Regions from separate parts of the Homo sapiens genome. Here all the other regions are linked to region 1. The links are chromatin contacts, found by Hi-C or POLR2A ChIA-PET in ENCODE. All regions are on one chromosome and are shown on one strand. Each heading gives the region's core, a stretch centred on a gene start or an enhancer-like site at or near the end of the contact. The rest is flanking DNA. Distances are from core to core; before and after follow the strand shown.

What was found. A loop is a pair of places that touch in the nucleus more often than their neighbours do. ChIA-PET counts read pairs that join two places held with the same protein, here RNA polymerase II (POLR2A). Pooled maps may share reads with other maps.
Region 2: a pooled map shows a loop between it and region 1 (3-fold over the local background). The contact joins two enhancer-like sites. A Hi-C loop is called at or near these places in 7 of 168 maps with a recorded cell type or tissue (IMR-90, MCF 10A, PC-3 and 4 more) and 13 of 50 pooled maps. POLR2A ChIA-PET finds 5 or more read pairs at or near these places in 1 of 52 experiments (AG04450).
Region 3: a loop to region 1 is called in a pooled map, with 3 times the contacts of the local background. The contact joins two enhancer-like sites. A Hi-C loop is called at or near these places in 2 of 50 pooled maps.
Region 4: a map of OCI-LY7 shows a loop between it and region 1 (4-fold over the local background). The contact joins two enhancer-like sites. A Hi-C loop is called at or near these places in 1 of 168 maps with a recorded cell type or tissue (OCI-LY7) and 2 of 50 pooled maps. POLR2A ChIA-PET finds 5 or more read pairs at or near these places in 1 of 52 experiments (OCI-LY7).
Region 5: a loop to region 1 is called in a pooled map, with 4 times the contacts of the local background. The contact joins two enhancer-like sites. A Hi-C loop is called at or near these places in 1 of 168 maps with a recorded cell type or tissue (chondrocyte), 2 of 37 single-sample maps with no recorded cell type and 3 of 50 pooled maps.
Region 6: a pooled map shows a loop between it and region 1 (2.5-fold over the local background). The contact joins two enhancer-like sites. A Hi-C loop is called at or near these places in 1 of 168 maps with a recorded cell type or tissue (endothelial cell of hepatic sinusoid), 1 of 37 single-sample maps with no recorded cell type and 2 of 50 pooled maps.

Annotation. Positions count from the first base shown.
Region 1 is chr3:99,010,612-99,013,692 of GRCh38, forward strand. No RefSeq gene overlaps it. Among named protein-coding and RNA genes, the nearest start is that of LINC00973, 98 kb to the left of the region's middle. Within about 2 kb of position 1,605, at least 2 of the 41 ENCODE cell types and tissues checked have a DNase peak (open chromatin) inside an H3K27ac peak, as active enhancers do; they include OCI-LY7, where a contact is called at or near this core.
Region 2 is chr3:99,504,520-99,507,600 of GRCh38, forward strand. All of the region lies in intron 1 of LOC105374007 (a long non-coding RNA gene), which reads right to left. LOC105374005 (a long non-coding RNA gene) reads right to left here. Exons shown (of 5, transcript XR_007095985.1): 4 at 1,380-3,067. Among named protein-coding and RNA genes, the nearest start is that of COL8A1, 130 kb to the right of the region's middle. Within about 2 kb of position 1,597, at least 7 of the 41 ENCODE cell types and tissues checked have a DNase peak (open chromatin) inside an H3K27ac peak, as active enhancers do.
Region 3 is chr3:98,539,145-98,542,225 of GRCh38, forward strand. No RefSeq gene overlaps it. Among named protein-coding and RNA genes, the nearest start is that of GPR15, 8.7 kb to the left of the region's middle. Within about 2 kb of position 1,432, at least 3 of the 41 ENCODE cell types and tissues checked have a DNase peak (open chromatin) inside an H3K27ac peak, as active enhancers do.
Region 4 is chr3:98,562,329-98,565,409 of GRCh38, forward strand. No RefSeq gene overlaps it. Among named protein-coding and RNA genes, the nearest start is that of CPOX, 30 kb to the right of the region's middle. RefSeq lists a silencer at 1,048-1,107. Within about 2 kb of position 1,468, at least 10 of the 41 ENCODE cell types and tissues checked have a DNase peak (open chromatin) inside an H3K27ac peak, as active enhancers do; they include OCI-LY7, where a contact is called at or near this core.
Region 5 is chr3:99,416,897-99,419,977 of GRCh38, forward strand. No RefSeq gene overlaps it. Among named protein-coding and RNA genes, the nearest start is that of COL8A1, 220 kb to the right of the region's middle. RefSeq lists an enhancer at 1,830-1,969. Within about 2 kb of position 1,420, at least 3 of the 41 ENCODE cell types and tissues checked have a DNase peak (open chromatin) inside an H3K27ac peak, as active enhancers do.
Region 6 is chr3:98,611,820-98,614,900 of GRCh38, forward strand. No RefSeq gene overlaps it. Among named protein-coding and RNA genes, the nearest start is that of CPOX, 20 kb to the left of the region's middle. RefSeq lists enhancers at 1,231-1,300, 1,611-1,760. Within about 2 kb of position 1,486, at least 3 of the 41 ENCODE cell types and tissues checked have a DNase peak (open chromatin) inside an H3K27ac peak, as active enhancers do.

The sequences.
Region 1 (3,081 bases), core at 355-2,854:
TAAATATATATAACATAAATATTATATGTAACATGTTCCTTTTATTGAACAAGTAATACATGCACATGAACAAAATTCAAATAGTTCAAATTGGTACATGATGACAGAAATAAGCTTTCCTTCCATTTTGGACCCTTTGTATTCTTTGCCAGAACTAACCACTGTAAAGAGTTTCTTGTGGATCTTTCCAAAAACGTTGTATGCTTATGTAAGCTTATGTAGTTATAAAAGACATATATATATATATATATATATATATATATATGTACACACACAATTTTTACCAAAATATGTTTATTATTTTGGTGTACCTGAGAGACAGCTCCATTTAGATTTGCTTTGGTGTCTTCATGATGTCACAGCTTTTCAATGTATGAATATGCCAATACATTGTAATGTGTGTGTGTATATATACCTATATATTATATTTAACATATTTCTTATCAGTGAGCATTTAGGTTGCTTTTAATTAAAAAATTAAAATGGCAATTAGCATGTGTGTTTATACACATATATACATATGTGTATATATACTAGTGTGTGTATATGAGAGTCTATAACATAACTTTCTGAAAATGGAAGAGCTAGCTCAAAGGGAATATGAGTTTTACATTTTAAAACATAATACCAAATTGCTCCCTAAGGAGATTTTATCAGCTTCAATTCAACTACCTAGTTTCTCACATCTTTACCAATGGCTGTTATCATTGAATAATTGTTTTGCCATTCTGATAGTATAATTTCTTCAATTTTTATTTCCTTAATCATCAGTTAGGTTTAGCACTTTTAATGTGTTTTTGGCCAGTTATATTTCCTTTTCCCTGATTTCACCAATTTTCTTGTTTTTAAAGATTCATGGCCCTTTGTATATTAGGGGGCATTAATTATAATGAATTCAGTTGTTAAATATGTATACTTATCAGGAGAAGAGAATGGGTCAATGGAAGGTACATTCTTGAAGTCTCACCAGAAGGGGACAAGAGAATGAAGCAGTGTGACTATATAGTCAGGGCTCTCTTCTCAATAATTCTGAAGATATTAGGGTTTCTGTTTAATGGGTTTTCTAGCTCTGAAATGAGCCTAAATTGAAATATAATTATGATAAAAATATTCTGTCACATGAATAATAATTAAGTGGTATACATTTCATTTAATGAACAGTGGAAAAATGATGCAAAGCATTCTTAGATTTACAACAAAGCATTAGCTCTTGCTCCTAAAGTAGTGAGTTAGCTTGGCTCTCTGGTGGAAGACTCATCTTAGTCTTAGGTATTCACTTCCATCACTCCATTTCTTAAATAGATTAGCAGAGATGGAATGTTTAAAAATTTAAGCACATTTTGGAGTTTAAAAATCAGATGGTATGTTTGTTTCTCTGACAGGCTTTGCTCCATCAGGTGAGAACTATTCTTTCCCAGGTTGAGATCAGGCTTGTGGAGTACCCCAGAGACTGGAGATTTAATGTTCTCTTACCAATGGTGTTAAAAGTGGGATTTAGTGTTCTATGCTCAAATAAGGACAAAGGGCTGAGAAGCTGTGCTACCAGTAACCCTTACAGAAGTCAGGAAGTATGCATGGGCCGCCCAAGGAACATAGTGAGGTTATGAATTGAATTCTCTTCTCGTCACAAGTGGCTAGTGCCCAGCCAACCATGCAGTCCAGCAAAGAAACATTTTTTCCTCTTTGTACTTGAGTGATTGCAGCTGCCACTGTCATTTTTCACTGACCTCCAGGTGACTAAGTTTTTTACAAAGCTTCTGTGCTATACCAAGCATGACAAAAGACCCCAGCTCATGCTTTCGGAGTCTCCAGGTGCTGCCTCCTATCTCCTTATTTATAGGCTTAGCAGAAATTATAATTTAGACACCATTTGCTAGATGAGTTCAGGGTTGAAATGTCAGCCAGTAACTGAATCACTGGCCATTGGGTGCCAGATGTTTATAATCTACTGTCCTGTGGAAACTTTGTTCTTGACAGAGATCTGGTATTTTAAAAGATACGAGGTTAGTCTCCAGATAAAATCTTCTAGTGATATTCATGTTGCTATCTGTTTTTATACAAATTCTGAGGAAGTAGAAGTGCTCTAATTAGAAAAATGTGCTGCATATCTAAAGATATAAAAATAGCAAAGAGATTAAGATGATGGATCAGAGATATGTCTAAGGGAGGAAAGGATGAGTGGTACAATAAGAAGAGTTATCAATGCTTGTACTGTGTATAGGGTATCTGCTGACCCAGAAGGAAACATTTGAGATTTTTGCTGCATTTCTATAAGTTAAAGTTGGCATGATGCGTATAGTAACATCTCTAGGAATAGATTCAGGTTATGTGTCTTTAATAGTAGAGTCACAAAACTGATGCAGTCTCCTCATATGCCCTAGTAGGTGGCAATTTCAATTTATTGCATTATTAATGATGCTTACTTTGATCATTTGATTGAAGTGGTGTCTGCCATGCTTCTTCACTGTAGCATTACATCCTTTTCCTACATCCTTTTACTTTGTACTTAAAAAGTATTTTGAGGGAAGATACTTTTAAAATCAAATAAATATCTCTTTCTTCATCATATTCAATTTACTCATTTATTTATTTCTTATTTAGGTTCCCTGTTTAATTTAGTGGGTTATAATCTGTTACTATCCTTATACATTTTGATACTCAGATTCTCTCAGAGTTGGCCAGCAGGAGTCCCTTAGAGCTGGCTTCTTTGTCCTTTTTGACACTGTCCATTATTTTTTGAGTACTTCTTGAGTTTCTGCCACAACAACATATTCTAGTTTCATTTTGTGTTTTCCTCAACCTTGAAACCAGCCATTTTCCCAAGAATTCCTGGTTCCTTTACATGAGAATTATATTTAAACACTAAAGTTTGGGTACTAGGTGTGCTCATTGATTTGGAGTGTTGCTGTTTGCAGGTCCTTTCCATTGTCACATATAAATATAGTTACTTCTGCATATTTTTAAAATAAAATTTATTGAAGTATAATTTATATACCATAAGATGCACCCATTTTAAGTAGACAGTTAAATGAGTTTTGATAAATGAAAACAAGCTTGCAACTACCTCCCAAATTAAGATAG
Region 2 (3,081 bases), core at 347-2,846, 490 kb after region 1:
CATCCGCCATCTAGGGTTTTGCATTGCTGGGATATTCAACAAGGCCCTGATTAAGCAAGTTTAGATGATTCCTGCCATCTCAATTCCTGATGATGTGCCTAACCAATATGTTGTAAACTTAGTTGGGTGGATTAGCTTTAGAAAAAGCTAATTGAGATGTCAAGGCCTAAAGACCACATTTTCCTTTTTTTCTTTTTTTTTAAGCCTTTCTTTTCTATTGCAAGTTACTAAGGAATTTGCTGGCTGTCCAAGTAATTCTTAATATTTTTTAAATCCAAGGTTTTCCCTAACTTAGTGTGCTGCCTGTCTCCAATAACAAAGGCCTTCAGACCACACTAAACACAAATGTCACCTTAAAAGCTTGTACCATTTATGATGGCAGTGAGGGGAGTAGGTTAAGGGTGAAAAGGTTTTCACCTCACACACACATCATACAGGAAACTTATTTATGTGTTAAGCACTACCCATGACTTTGGCCTAGATTTAAGGCCTGAAAATTAGCATAAAATTTGTGTTCTATTAAAGTACTTTTCAGACAGATTTGACTTTGTCAAAGAACTCAAAACATTTTAACATGAAGATTTATTCCCACATTCTTGGGATAGATCTCCATTATAGAAATTATCAAATTATTATTATCTGTTTATATAAATTTATGAATGCTTCCTCTTGAAGGTAATCTCTTTGAGGACAGAAGCCATGACCTAGGTGTCTCTCTTTCCCCAGGTCTGGAATATGACAGCTACTCACTGTCAAGGAATTAATGAGTCTATAGTACTATGCAGCACTGAGCATGTTCTCCTATCTCCTCAAAGAAGAGAGAGAACCCTTACATTTACTTATCAGAGAACTGAGAAAATGAAACCACATTCTTCATGTGTGAAGAATCAAGTGACATTGTACCCTAGGGACTCAATAAGGCTACTCCATCTTGCAAAAAAAAAGATATCTTACTAGAAATATTAAAATAAAATGTCAAGATGTGTATTAAACTCGGTTGGACCAGAAATGTATATTTTTTATTCAAGCATGAAAAGGATATGTATCCATCCAATGTGGTTTTCAGAGCCTATGTCCCCATGTAGGGGAAAAAATTCTCCCTCACCACTCGCCTCGAGACCCACCCTTAGAGCTTTATTTTTTTTAGCACAGTGTTTAGGGTGGAATGGAAATCCCTGTGGGATAGGAAACACTTTAACCTTTAACTGTAGTTATCAATCACTTATAATGTAATATGAATAAAAGCTCTCAGAGCAGAATTTTTATCAAAAGCACTGAGGATGTGAAAGTGTAGTTACACTTATATCAAGGATTATATAGTAAAATGAAAAAAGAGCAGAGTTTTTCTGAAGTCACATTTCACCTCTTCACTGACTTACTTTGGGCTGGCCTTGATTGGAACCAGGAGGCCATTCGTCTGTGGGCATCAGGACCAACCCTCCCCTCCAAAGCAGAAACTCAAAATACACTGCAGTCTTCAACCATTCTTTCTGTGGGCCCAATGCACAGCTGCTGTTGCTTCCTCCTCAGTCTGGGGAATCACCCAAAGATCATTAGATTCAGAATGACTTGGCAAACCAAAATCTTAAGAGAGTGCAGTCGCGTGGCCCAGTCACTATTCCACAAGTCCTCGGTTGTGAGTCACAGTCAGAGTACTTCACAGACCTTAGCAAGTGATGTAATAATCTGGAGCCCGAGAATTGTGAAATCGAGGATTTGCCACCAATTAACCGTGTAACTGTAAGGCTTTGGTTTCCTTAAATGTTAAATATATATATATATATGAGGGGAGGGGAGATACTGCATAATCAAATAAAAGTAGGAAATGCTTCATTAAAAGAAACTTAATACTTTTTTTTTTTTATTTTGGGAATCCCCAAAGCCTATAATATGTTAATATGAACTGCAAATCTCCAGGAGGGGAAACAGTGTCCCAGGTTTCCCAACCTCATTTCATTTTGGAACCCTATTTTCTTTTTTCTTTTTTTTTTTTTTTTTTTTTTGAGATGAAGTCTCACTCTTTCACCCAGGCTGGAGTGCAGTGGCGGGATCTTGGCTCACTGCAACCTCAGCCTCCCAGGTTCCAGTGATTCTCCTGCCTCAGCCTCCCAAGTAGCTGGGACTACAGGCACGTGCCACCATGCCCAGCTAATTTTTGTATTTTTAATAGAGACAGGGTTTCACCATGTTTACCAGGCTGATCTTAAACTCCTGACCTTGTGATCCACCCACCTCGGCCTCCCAAAGTGCTAGGATTACAGGCATGAGCCACCGCACCCAGCTGGAACTCTATTTTCAAATATCATTTTCTAGAACTCGTATTCTACTGGTTACAATTTGGAAAATGCTAGACTAAGTGATCCCCAAAGGCCTCCAAGCATTAATATTCTAAAATTTTACTCTCTGATTCTTTTCTTCCCCCTTTAATCCTAATAAGGAGCTCCACATGAGATTCTGCATATCCAAACTCTTTGCAAACTTAAAAATACCAAAAAACTGTTAGCTATTATAACATGGGGGCAGGACCAGGGAGATGAAGCGTATCCTGTCAACACCCTGAGAACATGGGTAACAGTCTCCACTAGAAAATCTCTGACCTGCAATTATGTCTTTTTGTAATGTGCTTAATTACATACTTAGAAAATAAATTCTAGAATTCCAGCACAATTTTTGTTTAAGGAAATAAGAAAATCCTTTGTTTTGCATAAACGGTGTTACAACTAATTAAGGGAGAAATTAGCTGCCAGGTTACATGAAAAGATAAGACCTGATTCCATGACATCTTCTTTGCATTCATGAGAAGCGAGCTGATGGTCTGCTGCCTGTGTGGTGTTTAGCTCAGCCTCCACTGACTGGGACTCATTAGCCAAGGGTTACAAAAAATGTAACCAATGCTTTTTCCAGATATTCCACCGCAAACCAAGTAAGACGGTGTCTGTCCCTTGCCTTGAAGGCCTGGGTCTGAGCCACTCACGATGCTCCCTCCAGCTCAGCCTGCGGCATGGGATTTTCATTAGATGGCGTTCCTTGTATTCAAGCAAGTCCTGCTGGGGTATAAATACCGCTCCTTTGTTTTTGGAG
Region 3 (3,081 bases), core at 182-2,681, 470 kb before region 1:
TGGTCTCAAACTCCTGACCTCAAGTGATCCGCCCACCTTGGCCTCCCAAAGTTCTGGGATTACAGGCATGAGCCACTGCACCCAGCCTCTTTCTTTCTCTTATACACATACACAAACACACAAACATACTGTATACAGTTGCAGCTGAAAAGCATCTGTTGAATGTTGCTGTTAATATTCAGACTGAAGTACTTGAGATGAATTTAACTATTTTATCCACTAACAAAATACAGAATACAAGAAAGGAGAAAATAAAGCAAAGAAAAAGCATAGTAAATAAAGAACACAAAATAAAATGGCATATGTATGCATAAATATATCAGCAATTACAAAAAGCATATAAATGGATTGAAATTTCTACTAAAGAGTTGAACATGGCTGGACATAGTGGCTCAGGCCTGTAATCCCAGTACTTTGGGAGGCCGAGATGGGAGGATCACTCGAGGCTAAGAGTTTGAGACCAGCCTGGTCAACATAGTGAGACCCCATCTCTACGTAAAAAAAAAAAAAAAAAAAGTTGAGGCGGGGCGTGATGGCTCACGCCTATAATCCCAGCATTTTGGGAGGCCAAGGCAGGTGGATCACCTGAGGCCACGAGTTCCAGATCAGCCTGACCAACAAGGAGAAACCCCCTGTCTCTACTAAAAATACAAAATTAGCTGGGCATGGTGCCAAATGCCTGTAATCCCAGCTACTCGGGAGGCTGAGGCAGGAGAATTGCTTGAAGCCGGGAGGTGGAGGTTGCAGTGAGCTGAGATCACACCATCGCACTCCAGCCTGGGCAACAAGAGCGAAATTCCATCTCAAAAAAAAAAAAAAGGTTGAACAAATATATATATATATATATTTGTATTTGTTCACAATAAATATATATAGTGATATATGTATATCACTTTATTCGACTCTATAGGAGTTAAAAAGGTAGAAGCAGAACTTGTTTTTCATGGAGTTTAGAATCCACATAGTTGTTTATTTTTTTTAATCAAAGAATGAAATAGTGACACCCAAGAAGAGCCCGGTATATGCAATGAAAATTACAAGTCAAATAACTTTCCTTGGTCTTTTCCAATGTTTAGGAGAAGCCCATACTTAGTCCATATACAAGTCACTTATGTAATTGTCATTTTGATATGGTTATTTCCTAAACATTGTTACATTTCCTTAAAGTGTTCACATTAGCATCCTCAAATGAAAATGCTATCATTGTCTTTATAGATGTTAAGACTCTCGAGTCTTAAAAATCTTTAAGACTTTAAACGTATAGACTCATTATTTTAAACACAAGAACACATCTTGAACAGTATTAGGTTTAAATTTATTTCCAAATGACAAACTAAAAAAAAGTATGCAAAGCAAAGTAGATAACTTTACATGAACCTTGCCCAGCACAGTGATTTAATGAGATGCCCTTTCATTTGGCCTTGAGTTAGAGCAAAAGCAAAACTGACAACTCAGGTGGAGAAGTGGTAAATGAGAAACGAAACTTGGCCTGTGGTTTCATGTTTAAAGCAAAAATACAGATTCAGAGCACTTGAAGATAGATGAGAATGGCTACCTTATTTCTAATAAAAAAGATGTTTATGCAATTCAGACCTGACTTGTGTATGTTAATAGAAATAGCTTAAAAATCGGAAAATCAGTAAAGAATTGAGTAAAAGTCAATTCAGAACTGTATAACTTAGTCCTCAGGATTTCAAATCAATGTGTCTTTCCTATAATAATTCAAACATAGAAAAGAATACTGCCAAAAAGTTTGTAAATTTATATTTAGCATGATACATAATATTAAAAAAAACAAAATATGGTTTTACCTATTAAACTGACAAAGAGTGAAACATTAAATACTAAGGTTGACCAGGATTGGGTCTGCGGGTGTGAGGGAAGCTTATTGAGTGTAAATTGATTAAGCTTTGTAGAAAAAATTTAGAAACCTATATCAAAAGCAATTCCACTTCCAAGATTTTGCCCTAAAAAATCATTACGGCCAGGTGAAAAGACATATGCACATGTATTTTTATTGCAGCATTGTTCATAAAAGCAGGAAAGTGAAAACAATCCAAATGTCCAAATTGACTGAGTAAATTAAAATTCATGCACTTTCTTACAATGGAATACTATGCAGCCTTTAAAAATACTGTACCATATACTGAAGTGGAAAGACCTTAATAATAAATCCAATGAAATTAAGTGAAAAAAGCAGACTACAAAACTATATCTATAGGATGACCACATTATTTGTGACTATTTTATTCATATATGAATGCAAAAATACTGGAACCCTATACAGCAAAATGTTAACTTTGTGAAGTTACAAGTGATTTTTATATTTATTATTACTTGTATTTTCCAAAAAAAAATGCATTAATTTTGTAGTAATAAAAAAAGCTAAAATTTAGTTTAGGCTTTCAATGAAGTACCCAAGATAAAAATAGTAGCTAAATTTATTATAAAACATCATTTCTGAGTTGTAGGTCCTCTAGTTTTTCAATTACTGTGTTTCTGATCTGTGAGTATAATCCCTACATTGGCCTTGAGACCTCCCCTAGTAATCATCTGTTTCTTTCTAGGATGACCCGCTGTTTCCTTTACAAGTACCCAATTCCTTAAAAGCAACAGTTTTAGAACTGCTATGCATTTAAAATTTGAAAATGGTGATGAACATTTCAGCATGCAGGCAGGACCTTTATTCTCCCATAATGTCTCTTAGCACAGCAACTATTGCATCCTGCATAGTGACTCATCTGGTGCCATGTCTGTCCACCAGGTAGGAAGAGAGCTCCCTCCACCCTGGGGATGGGGGAAGAGAAGAAGCCACATCTTCATTTTTTGTAGCCATATGCTTGGCTTCTTCCATATCAAGCACTCATCATTGTTGAACTAAACTGAACATGCTAGAAAAATCTCACCATTGATTAAAATAAAAATGAAAAACATTTAAAATGTTAAATATTAAATTTTTATATTCATACTTTTGCTTGAATGTCTTTTGTTTATGATATGCTGTAACTATGAGGGACAGGGAGTCTATTACAGTCATCAGGAGCAATCTTGCCACTGTCCTTTAACTTTTTTGATCATTCC
Region 4 (3,081 bases), core at 218-2,717, 450 kb before region 1:
AGTGATGGAGACCCAGGTCAGCCTGTGCTCAGTTGATTACAAGGCCAAGTTGGGGGTTTGAACCCTCAAAAGAAATCCTCCACTGAGTTGAGGAAAAGGATAGCTGAGAATTGTCTGCAGCGAGAAACCACAAGACCTCTGAGTCACAGAGCTTTAAAGGAAGCCTTCTAATAGCTGGTATCAAAATGCAAATAATATAAGAATTATACAGATGCAGTTAACATTTATTGAAGACTTATTTTTCATCTACTAATTATACTCATTTTGTAGATGAAAAAGATGAGAATTGGAGAAGTTAGGCAATCTTCCCAAGGATATTACACATCCTTTAAATTTTTCAGTTTTAACAAATGATTCAAAAATGTCTTTTTAAAAAAATGAAATTTTGATCAAACATTTTAAGAACTTCTGAAACATTTCTGCACAAGACAATTTAAAAACCACTGCTTTGCTATTTAACCACTGGAACCAGTAGGTGGAATTTACGGAAAGGTAGATTTCTGTTCAATATAAAATATAAGTTTATTCATAACTAAATTATCCAATTATAAAATGAAATTTTCTGAGGGGTAGTTAAGTTCTCCATCACTGGAAATGTTCAAGCAGAATCACTATTATTACCTCTTAGGTATATTAGAAGTGTGAGCAGCATACAATTGGATTTCCTTCCAAAACTAAGATCTGATGTTCTCTGAAAAGAGGCTTCACTTTTCTTTCTTTCTTTCCTTCTTTTTCTTTCTTTCTTTCCCTCCTTCTTTTCTTTCTTTCTTTTTTTTTTTCTTGAGGTGGAGTCTCGCTCTGTCGCCCAGGCTGGAGTGCAGTGGCACAATCTTTGCTCACTGCAACTTCTGCCTCCCAGGTTCAAGTGATTCTCTTGCCTCAGCCTCCTGAGTAGCTGGGACAGGCATGTGCCACCAAGCGCAGCTAATTTTTGTATTTTTAGCAGAGATGGGGTTTCACCATGTTGGCCAGCCTGGTCTCAAACTCCTGACCTCAGATGATCCATCTGCCTCGGCCTCCCAAAGTGCTGGGATTACAGGTGTGAGCCACCGTGCCTGGCATTCACTTTGTTATCTCTCAGGTTAAATTGAGTCAAAACTTCTGATTACAGAAGGCTGAACTAAGTATATTTCCTGAAATTTTGGAGTTTTAATAGTAATAGTAAACATGTATAAAGCACTTACTATGTGCTTGGCACTGTTTTAATTGCTTTACATTTGTTAACATAGGTCATCTTTTCTACTGTCCTATTGAGGTATGTATTATTTATACAGAATTACATTGAATTCTAACCTCAAAATCTAGCTACCAAGTCCATGTTCTTCAGCAGTTTGTGATATTTATGCTACATATAGTGATACAGTTGCAAGTATATGACCCTACAAGTGGATAAGAGTTTAGCTAAAACACTGCAAATAAATGAATAAACAGATGCAGGAAGTGGTTTGTTGCATAATAGGGAGTTTCTATCCATGTTTCTATAGTTGTGTCACCAAACCACAGGTTGGTACTTTGAAAAAAATCAGTGCTATAAAAGCTTTCGTATCATTAACATTCCTTAATTCTGAACTCAGTAAAAGCTTAATCAAAGATGGTATTAGGAGAATACAAGTTCTCTAGCATTTTTTATTTGTTTGTTTCCATAACTATAGGATTTGTTTTCAAAGAGTAACAACCATAAGACATTTACAGTTCCTTTCTTGAATGCAAATAATGGTTAGGGGCTGGAGGCACCTAAACTGTGAGACAAGGTATTGATTCCTATTGAGCTTTCATAATTCTGGGTGAGAGTGATGTCAGAGGCCAGACTATTTTTTTTTTTTTTTTTTTTTTTTTTTTGTGGCAGGGTCCCTCTCTGTCGCCCGGGCTGGAGTGCAGTTGTGTGATCTCAGCTCACTGCAACCTCCACCTCCCAGGCTCAAGTGATTCTCGTGCCTCAGCCTCCCAAGTAGCTGGGATTACAGGCACATGCCACCACACCTGGCTAACTTTTGTATTTTTAGCAGAGACTAAACAGGGTTTCACCATGTTGGCCAGGCTGGTCTCAAACTCCTGGTCGCAAGTGATCTGCCTGCCTTGGCCTCCCAAAGTGTTGGGATTGCAGGTGTGAGCCACGGCACCCAGCCCAGACTACCTTTTGCTCAGCACTTGGCTCTGTGGGGGTGAGCAAAAACTTCAACCCTCCACACCTCAATTTTCTCAGGCATGCAATGAGAATAACTTCCTCGGGGTTATTTCAGATATTGACTAAGTTAACTTAAGTAATGTTAGAACACTGTCTGGCACCCTCAGTGTTGGGTATTAGCACTAGCTGGTGTGAAGAGAGATGGAGCATATAAATGTAAATTTAAGTTTACAAAGAGATAAATAATTTGACTGTTATGTGAGAGTCAGGTGAGAGTTACAGATACCAAATATACCTGGGTTTAAAGAGAGGTGTGACTGTTATGGGTGGCAGTGTTGTGGCCCACAGGGGCAGACTCTCAGGGTGAGGATACTTGAGCAGGGCCAGGAAATGAATTATTTTGTTCACCTTTGATGTGGCCCACATTCAAATGCTTCACAAGTACAACGTTCTCAGCTAAGCTAAGGTGGTCTTCGATACGCACTTGACCACAACGGAAAAAAAAAAAAAAAAACAAAGAATGAAAAAGTTAAACAACAGGTGGGAAGTCAATGCTGAATAAAAAATTAAGATACGCAAAAGTTAACATGTTATTTCCTTCCTAAATAAAACACATGTGCATACAAAAATACATGTATAATATTCTGATATATTTATAAATACCTATCCTTGAATTGTTTTTCACTTTTCCAGCCAAATTCCCTCATCAAATTACTGAATTTTCCTAGCTTAAAAATTATTATTTTTGATTTTGACTAGAGAAAGTGAAAGGCAATTTACTGCCACATCTATCTATATTACATAAACATACATGCTCATATATACTTTCCACTGGGAAGGGAAGAATCATGATATGAAAATGACTAAACTCTTTCTCTCTGACTGATCTAGTCTCCTCTTCTTCCTACCTTTAAAGTGCTGAACAGTCATTTGCCCAGCTTTCTATGTATCAAATA
Region 5 (3,081 bases), core at 170-2,669, 410 kb after region 1:
TTGGCCAGGATGGTCTCAATCTCCTGACCTCATGATCTACACGCCTTGGCCTCCCAAAGAATAATTATTTTTAAAGAAAGGAGTACAGCATTGGACATAAGTTCTTGTCCAGTAACACCACTCAGAAGCCATATGACCTTGGGTATTAACTTTCACAACCAAAGATTTCTAATGTCTAAACGTGTAGATTAGATAAGTTGATTTTTGAAATTGTGTTCCAGTTATATAATTCTTCCATGGTATTTTATTTCCTAGAAAAGAGTGTTTCTGTAAAATATACTTTTCTCCACACAACTGAAATAAAGTACATGGGAATTATTTTAAATCCAGGAAAACAGTCATACCCAAGCGTAAAGATCTTGCACTTAAAAAAGACCAATCTGTTTGCTTATTAATGAAAAAATCTCTAAAAAGGGTCTTCAACCCAGCACAAGACAGCATTTTCCCAAAATATTAGATATGAGAGACTGGTTTAAGATTAAATTATAAACCTCTACCTTTTCAGCCCATTAGAGAACTAAAGAAATATTTCCTTTCTAGCTATTTTTGATGTTTTCAGAAAGCCAAACTTTTCCCATGCCCTATTTCTCAGGGAGGGGGAATAACCCACATATGTATGGCAGGTCCTTTAATTCACTTTAGCTTCAGCAATGTTGGGTTTGGCTTAGTTGTTAGAACTAACATGTTTACATGACATTTGGGGCACACTTCTGCTCTTCTGTCTGTCACCAGCTGATGGACTCCGAGGCAGTCTGGATAAGAATCCATTACTCTTACTGGAAGCTAGTCTGTCTATATTACCTTCACACATGGTTTCTTAAAAGTCATTTTCTCTATTAAAAATCTGCAAAATATCTTGAAGGAACTTTAAAGAAGTAGAATTGTTATTTAAATACCACATGGCTCTTAAATTCACAAACAGTTACTATTCTGAGTTCAAATTACATAGGCACTGTTATATACAAAAAAAATAGCATGAAGGAATTCCATGTATACAATGCATACCTGGTTATGTATACATGGAACTATGGACTAGATGAGGAAATTGATACTCTTGTTATTCCAACCAACTATGAAAAACATCCTACATTTTAAATGTAAAACTGGGGCCCATGGGCTGTCTTTAAAAAAAAAAAGTTAGGATATTGGAGGACTGTGTGAAGATTTTTGAAACTTATCATACTTGAATTCTTTTCAGAAATTCAAAGAGTATGCAGAGTTACAGCTTGCTTACATTCGTTACAGCATTTATTTATTATAAATTTGTATTGGAACCTGCCATGTATCATGTACTGTCTAAGTGCTAAGGAGAGATACAAATAGGCAATTACCTTAACACAGAGTATTAATTCTATGATGGTGGTGAGTACTAAAGTGCTATAGGAGGACAGGAAATGATCTAACCCAACCTTGAGAAGAGTTTTCACATGCATACTACTGCTTTTTAATCTCAGACTCCCATGTGAACAGCAACATCCTGTTTTTCATGTTATGAATATCAGACGGGTTCCAGTGTTTCTAATAGCTGGGTTACTGATACATCCAGAAATCTTCTGTTAACAACTGACAAGTCAAATTCAGACTACCTGGTGCCAAGCAGCCCAGCTCACTTGTCAATATCGTTTATGTAACCTTGACTTTTCATGACAGAGTGGAGGTAAGAATAGACCCACCACCAAATGGTCATCTATACAGTATGTAATACAGGCTCAGCAGAAGTCTGGCCCCCAGGCTTCTCTGTGGGATGTTCACCTACATAACTTTACTTCTCCTCCTAATAACTCTGGCCTTGTGAGTTTTTCCTTCCTTCTCTAATAAACTAAGCCAATAGTTTCACTGAATTTATTCTGAACCCGGTTACATGACAAGTGAAAACTCAACTGTACTCCTTTGCAAAACAGGCTTCCTGGGTGACGTTGAAATGGAAATCACATGATAGTATGTCAAAGGTTTTTCCCCAGATTTTTCTGACACAAGAGAGTTGGAGTGAAACTGAGAATTCTCATGGACAGATTGACCTTAGGTTCCCCATGTAAGCTCAGCTCTCTCCACTCCAGACTGCTGGACTGTGTTAGTGTCTGGTTTGTCTGATGTGATTATGAACCCCCTGGGCAAGACTTTGCCTAATTCTATGTTCTCTACAGCACCTAGCAATGGTGTTGGCACCATCCAGTGCCAAAGGACGCTCAATCTCTGTTAACTAATAATAGGATTGACTTCTCAACTCAACATGATGAGGTTTCTGTCATCTTTATGCCAGTGTTTTTTTCTGATGTGTATTTCTATTTGTGTCTGGAGAGCAAGCTTCATGTGTTACTGATTCACCCCTGGGCTGATCTTCTTTTCAGGAAATGTAGGCATGAAGTTGAGATTTTTTCAACCACAAGTTTTGGGAACACGGACTGCTGAAATATGCTAGGTTACATGAAGGGGAAATGTTTTTGAAAGCATTGCTTTTATTTTTTTAGCAGTCATGGGGATCTTTGTGAGCCAAGGATGCAGACTGGTTAGCAGATGTGATTATAAAGCCAGCAGGTCCCTTCAATGCAAATGTTTCATTTTAGTTTCTCCATTCCTAAGGAAAACAGTCAGCTTTTTGTTCAATTGACAAGTCTTTTTAATGGTATTTCTTTAATTATACTTCTTGTTTGCTCTAGTACTGAATTATTAATTAAATTTTCCTCATGTTAAATGAGCCATTGTATTGATCTTTGTAGTCATAAATCAGATGTTACATATGACATTTTATAGCACAAATATAACAAATGATTTTTCTGTGTAATTTCATCTTAATTCAACTGAAGGTGGAAAATGTCTTCATAAAAAGAGGACTCTTTGTTATATGGGTTTTTCTCTTGCATGTAAAAGAGGAAGGCCTCTTTGCAGTTGAGATAACAGGAAGGCATCTGTCTCCTGCTCGTCCCTGTGCAATGGAATGTCTAGGTGTAAAACCCGATTATATTTTCCATCTACTGAGATAGGAGAAAACCACCTTAAGGCTGGAGGTGAGATGCTGGCGGCAATACTGCTCTTTAATGCGTCGAGATGTTTATGTCTGTGCACATCAAAACACAGCACCTT
Region 6 (3,081 bases), core at 236-2,735, 400 kb before region 1:
ATTTCCAGTGTATTTTGCATTTTTCTAAGTGTGTTCTTCATTTCCAGAAGTTGAGATTTTTTTTATTTATGCCATCTACTTCTCTGGAAATTTTTCCATCCATGTCCTGTAACATTTTTAAGATTTCTTTAAGTTGATATTCACCTTTCTCTGGTGCCTCCTTAAGTAGCTTAATAATCGACCTTCTGGGCCAGGCATGGTTGCTCATGCCTGTAATCCCAGCACTTTGGGAGGCCAAGGCGGGCAGATCATCTGAGGTCAGGAGTTTGAGACCAGCCTGGCCAACATGGCAAAACCCTATCTCTAATAAAAATACAATAATTAGCCGGGTGTTGTTGCGTGTGCCTGTAGTCCCAGCTACTCAGGAGGCTGAGGCAGGATAATCACTTGAAGCCGGGAGGCAAAGGTTGAAGTGAACCAAGATTGCACCACTGCACTCCATCCTGGGGGACACAGTGAGACACTGTCTCAATAAAATAAAATAAAATAATAAAATAAATCGACCTTCTGAATTCTTTTCCTGGCAATTCAGAGATTTCTTCTTGGTTTGGATCCATTGCTGGTGAGCTGGTATGATCTTCTGGGGGTGATTTAAAAAAAAAAAAAAAAAAAAAAAAAAAAAAAACCTTGTTTTGTCATGTTACCAGAATTGTTTTTCTGGTTCTTTCTTATTTGGGTAGACTATGTCAGAGGGTAGATCTGGGGCTCAAGGGCTGCTTTAAGATTCTTTTGTCCCACAGGGTGTTCCCTTGATGTGGTGCTGTTCCCCCTTCCCCTAGGGATGGGGCTTCCTGAGAGCTTAACGGCAGTGATTGTTATTTCTCTTCTGGGTCTGGCCACCTAGTGGAGCTTCCGAGTTCTGGGCTGGTACTAGGGAGTGTTGGCAAAGGGTGCTGTGATGTGATCTGTCTTCAGGTCTTTCAACAGCAATAGTATAGGGAGGATACAAGTTTGCCCTAGGGTTGTCTGGATAAGTTTTGTGTTGGTTGGCCTCCAGCCAGGAGGTGGCGCTTACAAGAGAGCATCAGCTGTAGGTAGTATAGGGAAGGAGGATACAGGCTTTCCCTAGTGACACCTGGATAAGAATTTGGGTTTCTCAGGTGGTGGGTGGGGCCGTAGAGCTCCGGACAGATTATGTTCTTTATCTCTGGCTACCAGGGTGGGTTGAGAAAGACCATCAGGTTGGGGCAGGGTTAGGGGTGTCTGAGCTCAGACTCTCCTTGGGCAGGGCTTGCTGCAGCTGCTGTAGGGGATGAGGGTGTGGTTCTCAGTCCAATGGAGTTATGTTCCCAGGGCAATTATGGCTGTCTGTGCTGTGTCATGCAGTTCACCAGGGAAGTGGGGGAAAGCTAGTGGTTACAGGCCTTACCAAGTTCCCACACAGCCAGAAAGGCCAGTCTCACTCCCACCCTGCCCCCACAACAGCACCAAGTTTATAGCCAGGCGGCCAGTGAGCAGGGCTGAGAACTTGTCCCAGGCTGCAAGCCCCTCCACTGAGAACGAAAGCAGGGCTTTCAGGTTTCATGCCTCCCCGCCTGCCACAGCTTCTGTGCTGAGTCCGCACTCTCAGTTCCTCCCTTTCTCCGGGTTCCGTCCCAAAAACTTCACATTGGGTTGAAATTGTTACAAAGCTCAGCTGAAAGTTTCCTTCTCCCTGTGGTCTTTCCCCAATTTCACAGGCAGCCCTCCCTAAGGACCCCTGTGAGCAAAGTCAGAAATGGCTTTCCTGGGGACCGAGAGTGCCCACAGTGCTCTTCCTGTTGCTTAGAAGTAGAGACCCCTGTATTTCACTGGCTCTCTAAATTTGTCTCAGCTCCAGGTAAGGTCAAATACTTCTCCCATGATTTGGGCCTTCAGGTTCCCCAGTGAGGATGTGTGTTTGGGGGCAGAGCAGATGATCCCCCTTTCACACTTTCACACTTTGGGCACTCACAGTTTTTCAGCTGTCTCACGGAACCTGCAGCGCCAATCCACTTCCTTTACAGAGTCTGTGGATTCTCTCGGCACTCCTGATACATTCCTGTGGTAGTTCTTAGAGCAAAAGTTCGCAGTGTGAGTCTCCACATGCTGCTCTGTCCATCCAAGTGGGAACTGCAAGTTAGTCCTGCCTCCTATCTGCCATTTTTTTGGTACCATCATTTTTAAATATATTATAATTGAAAGGAACTGGTAAAGAAAACATAGGATTTCTCTGCATTATTTCTTACAACTACATGTTAATCACAATTATGTTAAAATAAAATACAATTTAAAAAACTCCTAGCAAAGTAGGGATAGGTTAGAACTTCCAAATTTGATTTAAAAAAATAGTTCTAAATACATACAACAAACATTATACTTCATGTGAAAATATTAAAAGTTTTTCTTCAATATCATGAACAAGACAAGTACCTGTTCTCACCACTTTTATCCAGCACTCTATTAGAAGTTCTAGCTAGTGCAATAAAGCAAGATAATGACATAAAAATTATAAGATCAGGAAAAGAAGAATTAAAACTGTCAGTATTCACAGATAACATGGCTATACATGTAAAACTTCCAAAAAAAGGAGAGATAATTTTTTAATTAATAGATGCATTTGCTAAGATATTGGATGCAGAGTCAATACATAAAAATAAATTCTATATGCTAGAAAAAAATTTGAATATGTCATTTTCAATCTAATCAAATAACATTAAATCCTTCAAAGGTTCATGTCACCTCACCAGGTAAAGAACCACAGCCAACTGAGGGACTTGCTGAGGCAAAGGGAATATTGGAGGTAGAGTGGAAGAAGGTAGGTAGTTACAAATACCAGCTATGACCACATGACCAGTTACCAAAATCAGAACTATAATTGTCATATTTGCTCATTTTTGTTATAAATACATTTGTATGTGTGTGTACAAAGCAAATATTTTTCCTTTCTTATCACCTTAACATGTAACATAAGATATATTGACTTTATATCATAGAATTTAAGTATTATTAATGTTGCATCACAGTGTGTAAGTTACAGGACATCAAGAAGAGTAAATATCAGCCAAAGACTTTGCATCTTCTTCTGGGGAAAGGATTGGTGCATTTTCAGTTGTACCCACA